Regions from separate parts of the Homo sapiens genome. Here region 2 is linked to region 1. A link is a contact called in ENCODE Hi-C data. All regions are on one chromosome and are shown on one strand. The core of a region is the stretch at or near the end of the contact, and the rest is flanking DNA. Distances in the headings are between cores, read along the strand shown. Region 1 holds the start of GCC1 (GRIP and coiled-coil domain containing 1). Region 2 holds the start of LRGUK (leucine rich repeats and guanylate kinase domain containing).

Region 1 (3,174 bases), core at 286-2,785:
TATGTATAATACAGCTTGATGTTATTTGGGCCACTGAGAAACGGGGTCTGAACAGACCTCCAGGGCCTGCCCCATCCTGATCTGCAAAGTCTGTAACAAGGACAGACTTTGGGAAACAGGTATGAGTGAGTGAATGACTTTCCTTTTCTCTTCAGTCATAGACTTGCATCCCTAAGAAGGCTTTTACGAGGCTGAAGAGTACATTTTAGAGAGTTCCAATATAATAACAGAACTAGTGTTCACCAAGTTAGGTCAATTCTACATTTAGCTCTTTTATCAGCCTCTTTGCTTCCATCTCTGTTGTCACTACCTTCTGTTCCCCATGACTGAAAGTCTCCTCACAGGTTTCCTGCCCCTTGTTCCCTCCAACATGTCATACAAGTCTTGATGACATCCCACTTTTCAGATTAAAATCCATTAGGGCCTTACTATAACCCAAGATAAAATTTAAATGCCATAAGTTGGGTCCCTACCTATTGTGCCAGCCCCTCTGTTGTCACCTCCTTCACATACCCTAAGCTACTGAATGCTTTCTGGGTGAGTCAAACTCCGATACCCTACAGGTCTTTGCATTTTTTTCCACCTGCCTGGAATGCTAGTTTCCCTGATCTCTGGTTAGGTGGACAATCACGACTCATCCTTCAAATCCCAAAGTATTATTCCCAAGAGCCTTCCATGCCTCACCTAGACAGGCCTCTTTCCTCTTAACTTTCATACCACTTTGAATATACCCAGACATACTGGTGTGATAGCAGGACATATTTGTATGTCTGGTTCCTCACTAGATTGCGAGCTCCCTGAGGGCAAGGTCGTGTCTCTTAATGGTGTTACCATCTGGCACAGCACGTGATACGTTGAGAATCAGACTGATTAGAACTCCTAAACTTACTAGCTGTGTGACCTTGGGCATGTTACGTATAACCTTTCTGCCTCATGTTTTCATATCTGTAAAATAGTGCTAATGAGTATAGTGCTTACAAGAATTACTGTAAAGACTAAATAGCAAAACTCTTGTGAGCTCCTGGTATATAGCTGGCACTCAGGATAGACATGGCTATAGAGTGCCCTCCGTAAATATTTGTGGAATCAACTCAGCAGAACTAAGGAAGGGTACTATTAGGCTGTATGCCTACTAGGTACCAAGCACTGTGCTATAGAGGACTGCAGTTTTCGTGGTCTAAATGGGAGTCTTAATTGTTGCCTTTTAGGGACCATGGGTCCTGAGCTCCCAAATCGTTGGATGCGTCGTTCACCTGGGTGTTTGGTAAGAATGCAGTGCGACGTTGCTCTGTCGCTCGCTGAGCGTAGCCCGAGGTCAAGCTTGGGCGCTCTCACAAAACCGGTGCCACTCTGGTGTCTTCGACTTTGCTGGCTTCGCCTTTCCCAAGCCTGTTTTTTGCCGCTCGCGGCCCCACTGCGTTCTCAACAGGCCGCGCCCACCCACCGGCCGACTTGGCCCCGCCTACCTTGGGCCCACTGGGGGCGGAGCCTGCGGCGCCTCGCTGACGTCACTTCCAGCGGACACGGAAGCGCCGTTGTCGGCAGGCAGCTTTAGTTAGGATGTCGTGATGGGACCGAGCTCAGCGTAACCCTCTGGCCGACGTGGGCCGAGGGGGCCGGCCCGGGCTGCTGTGGCCCAGACGAGCGGAGAGTGCGGAGCGGCTTCTGGGCCAGCGCTAACGAGCCCTGGCAGTGCGCACCTCTGGTGCCAGTGTCGCCCCGCCTCCGGGGTAGAATCCGCCCCAGCCCTCCGGGCCTGGGACCGGGCGGCCGCTTTCGCCAGTCCGTCCGGCCGTTCCGCATTAGGTCCGGGATAACTAGGTGGAGTAGGTGTGCGGCCCGCCGCCGGACAGCCCGCTCGCTGTTTCTTTAAGCCCCCGCCTGCGTCTTCACGGCCCTCTCCCGTTCTGCTGGAAAGCTGACGTGGGGCAATCCGTTCAGACCCTCCATGGAGAAGTTTGGGATGAATTTCGGGGGCGGCCCGAGCAAGAAGGACTTGCTGGAGACTATAGAGACCCAGAAGAAGCAGCTTCTCCAGTACCAGGCACGGCTCAAGGATGTGGTCCGTGCCTATAAAAGCCTGCTGAAGGAGAAAGAGGCATTAGAGGCCAGCATCAAGGTGCTGTCGGTATCCCACGAGGCAGATGTGGGCCTCGCAGGTGTCCAGCTTCCAGGCCTCACCTTTCCTGACTCTGTGGATGACCGGTGCTCCACTCACAGCGAGGATAGCACTGGGACCGCCACTAGCTTGGATACTGCGGCCAGTCTCACCAGCACCAAGGGTGAGTTTGGGGTAGAAGATGACAGACCGGCCCGTGGACCACCACCTCCAAAGTCCGAAGAGGCCAGTTGGTCCGAGAGTGGCGTTAGCAGTAGCAGTGGGGATGGGCCATTTGCAGGTGGGGAGGTGGACAAAAGACTGCACCAGCTGAAGACTCAGTTGGCTACTTTGACCAGTTCTTTGGCTACAGTCACTCAGGAGAAGTCCCGCATGGAGGCTTCTTACTTGGCTGACAAGAAAAAGATGAAACAGGACTTAGAGGATGCCAGTAACAAGGCGGAGGAGGAGAGGGCCCGCCTGGAGGGAGAATTGAAGGGGCTGCAGGAGCAAATAGCAGAAACCAAAGCCCGGCTTATCACGCAGCAGCATGATCGGGCCCAAGAGCAGAGTGACCATGCCTTGATGCTGCGTGAGCTCCAGAAGCTGCTGCAGGAGGAGAGGACCCAGCGCCAGGACTTGGAGCTTAGGTTAGAAGAGACCCGAGAAGCCTTGGCAGGACGAGCATATGCAGCTGAACAGATGGAAGGATTTGAACTGCAGACCAAGCAGCTGACCCGTGAGGTGGAGGAGCTGAAAAGTGAACTGCAGGCCATTCGAGATGAGAAGAATCAGCCAGATCCCCGGCTGCAAGAACTTCAGGAAGAGGCTGCCCGCCTTAAGAGCCATTTCCAGGCTCAGTTACAGCAGGAAATGAGAAAGGTAATTATCCATATCTCTTTCAAACATCAGCCATTGACCTGAAGTGAGAAATATTAGGGTTTTTTTCCTCCTTTGCTAGTTAGAGCTAAGTGTCTATACTGTCATTTTTGATGCCACCTGAGAAGTTCCACTAGTGAACCTGGGAAGTCCTGTTCTATGCGGTGTTGACATATGTGCTTCCAGGAGGATGTGGA
Region 2 (2,569 bases), core at 1-2,500, 6.5 Mb before region 1:
GACAAAGCCAGACTCCATCTCAAAAACATAAACAAAATAGAAAGGAAGCAAATTAAATTACGCTTTTGAAAGAAAGCAATTTATTAGAAGCCAAGAGAAAAGAAGTGATGTGATGAGAAGTGGAAAAGGACAAGAAGACAACAATGGACTAAGAAAGGAAAAGGACCATAATAAGCATAAGAAAGAAGAGGAATTGTGTGGTGGTCAGAAGAGATATTGTAGAAAGGAGGGAATGGCAGTCATGTGAAACGCGAAGCCGCCATCCCAGTCAATATGGGTGGGATGATGGGAACATTCCCCACATCCTAAAATATTCCCACAATGAGCTGGCTGTTCGAACATTATAAGGCTCTTTTCTGGTGTGTGTGCATGTTGCTTGTATAAGGCATATGCCCCCGACAGAAGTAATGTATTCAACTTTTAAGTCACTTAGTCTTTGAAGAAGCACTTTCAAAAGCGGATTTTTTTTTTTTTTTTTTTCCTGGAGGGAGGCTGACGGGACTAGAACTGAGGAAGAGTGTGGAAGTATGTCATAGCCATGGGCAACAGGTGCTGGCAATGTCAGAGATGAACTCTGCCTATTCACAATACTGTCAAAGTATAATTTTGAAAAAGCTAAAGCCATAATTCCCAGACAATTATCTAGACACTCTTACAAAGTGACGCTGTGTTAACTCGACTCATAAGAAATCAAATGTGTTAATGAAAAAAGAAAGGAACTATTTAGAGCTATTTCAGGCAGGGGGTGAGAAAACGGGGTAAAAGACAGGGGAAGAAAAGAGGGGGAAGAGGCGTTCCTGGAGGCGAGAGAGCCTGAGAAGGTGTGGGAAGCTTCGGGCTGGTGGGGGTGCATCGGGGAGCTGCCGCTGAAGTAACAGGGCTGGACGAGGGAGCCAGGGAGTACGGGGTGGGGGGGAAGACACACCTCCAAATTCAGCATTTCGGACTCTGAGGACTCCTCGGATCCCGCCTCGCCCTCGCCCTGGTCCTCATCTCCGTCCGAGTCCAGCTCCTGATAGCGGTGCATGAGCTGCTGGAGCAGGTAGGAGGAGGCTATGTTAGAGCTGCCTTTCGTCTTCTGCCCCATGGGAAAAGACCAGCAAGGCTGACGCTCTTTTTCTGCGCGAAACTGTAACGATCGGGCTCCAGTTCGGGATCTGCCCAAGCCTCTCAGGAGAGAGGCAGCTCTGGTCCTCAGGAGAGCCCTCTCGGAGGTCGCCATCTTGTTTAGCGGGGTTGCCTAGGAGACTGACCCCAGGCAAGGGGAACCGCGGAGGATTCTGGGGCCTGTAGTCTCCTCCGCGCGTACTCGCCTTCTGCAGGCGGGGCAGTGGGCGCTCCACTTGACTTTTCTTTTTCTCAGTCTCTTCTGTTATTTTTCTCTCTTTGGTCTGTTCTGTTCGCTTATCTTTCCTGTTTTCACCTCTTTTCGCTACACCCCCTTTCTTTGTCTCCAGCTGTTTCCTCCCTACCCTGAGACCCCTCTTAGAGCTTTGTCATCCCACGATAGGATCGCAGGTGCGCCACCGTTGCCGCTTCATTCCCAAAGGGCTCTTTCCGCAGAGTCGTACTTTAGAAGTGTCTAATGTCTCTAAAGCAGTCTGTAGGAAAGCTAGTACCACTGAAATTTATGCAAAGCGCGACGCTAGGAGATGAGGGTGCATATAAGTGAAATAGAAGGCATGGTTCCTGTCCTTATGATTTAATTGCAGATAATAAAGAGAAACTACCAGACGACGCCTGAGAGCTGATTTCCAATTAATTTACATTCCCCACCCCCACCCCCCAATGATAAGCCTTGTCCTTGGGGAGAAAAACTGGCAGTGGTCTTACAATCCAAACAGAGAGAGAAAAAACTGCTGTCAAATTGACACTGTATCTGAAAGCGTCTGAAAAGCTATTAGCATCCCATAAATAATTATATTAGTCAAGTGACCTGCATTGGCAATTATTTTAATCTTGTTGCACAGGCTCTCTTTGCAGTTAAAAAAAATACTCTTTCAAGATAACAAAGCACGATTTTATGCTAGTGTGATTTTATGTGACCCAAATCCCATAGCCTTAAGCTCCACAACGTCGACACTCTATAGAAAAGCAGAATGAAAATTATAGTAACTATTATTGCCATAGTGATGACAATAGAGATCCTTGCAGGGAAGTAGCCCTCATCCTTCTGGCCTTACAGGGCCTTTTCTGCACGCTTCAATGACAGCAGTTGCAAATACAAAATGATCCTGTCAATGGCTGTCAGGGGAGAAGGAGAAAAAATCCTTATGGACACCATCCATTGACGATTATCTTTCTCAGTGCTTGAGGGACCGTTAAAACTGACATAAAGCTTTCAGAATTACCTTCCTTCATTATCTTGCTAGTCATAAATGTAAAGGCCACAAGCAAAATATCTCTTTCTGCCAGGCTCATCTTGCTTTTTGCTTATTTCTTTTTCCAATAAGTAGAGATTCCTCCAAGGGAATTTTCCCCACCCTTACCCTCGTAGGGCCTGGCTTCGGCTAAGTGACATAGGGAAGAATCAGGCAGAAAGTGTAAAAATGCAAATCTCGATCGTTTT

The links. Hi-C counts contacts between places; a loop is a spot of excess contacts on that map. Pooled maps may share reads with other maps.
Region 2: a pooled map shows a loop between it and region 1 (30-fold over the local background). The contact joins the promoter of LRGUK here to the promoter of GCC1 in region 1. A Hi-C loop is called at or near these places in 4 of 50 pooled maps.

The regions. Positions count from the first base shown.
Region 1 is chr7:127,583,957-127,587,130 of GRCh38, reverse strand. It overlaps GCC1 (GRIP and coiled-coil domain containing 1), which reads left to right and starts at 1,535. Exons shown (of 2, transcript NM_024523.6): 1 at 1,535-2,980. The coding sequence starts at 1,949. The region is part of intron 1 of LOC105375490 (a long non-coding RNA gene); the gene reads left to right. RefSeq lists enhancers at 1,417-1,466, 1,187-2,186, 2,187-3,174, 2,906-3,174.
Region 2 is chr7:134,126,021-134,128,589 of GRCh38, reverse strand. It overlaps LRGUK (leucine rich repeats and guanylate kinase domain containing), which reads right to left and starts at 1,250. Exons shown (of 20, transcript NM_144648.3): 1 at 926-1,250. The coding sequence starts at 1,222. RefSeq lists enhancers at 968-1,237, 1,348-1,397.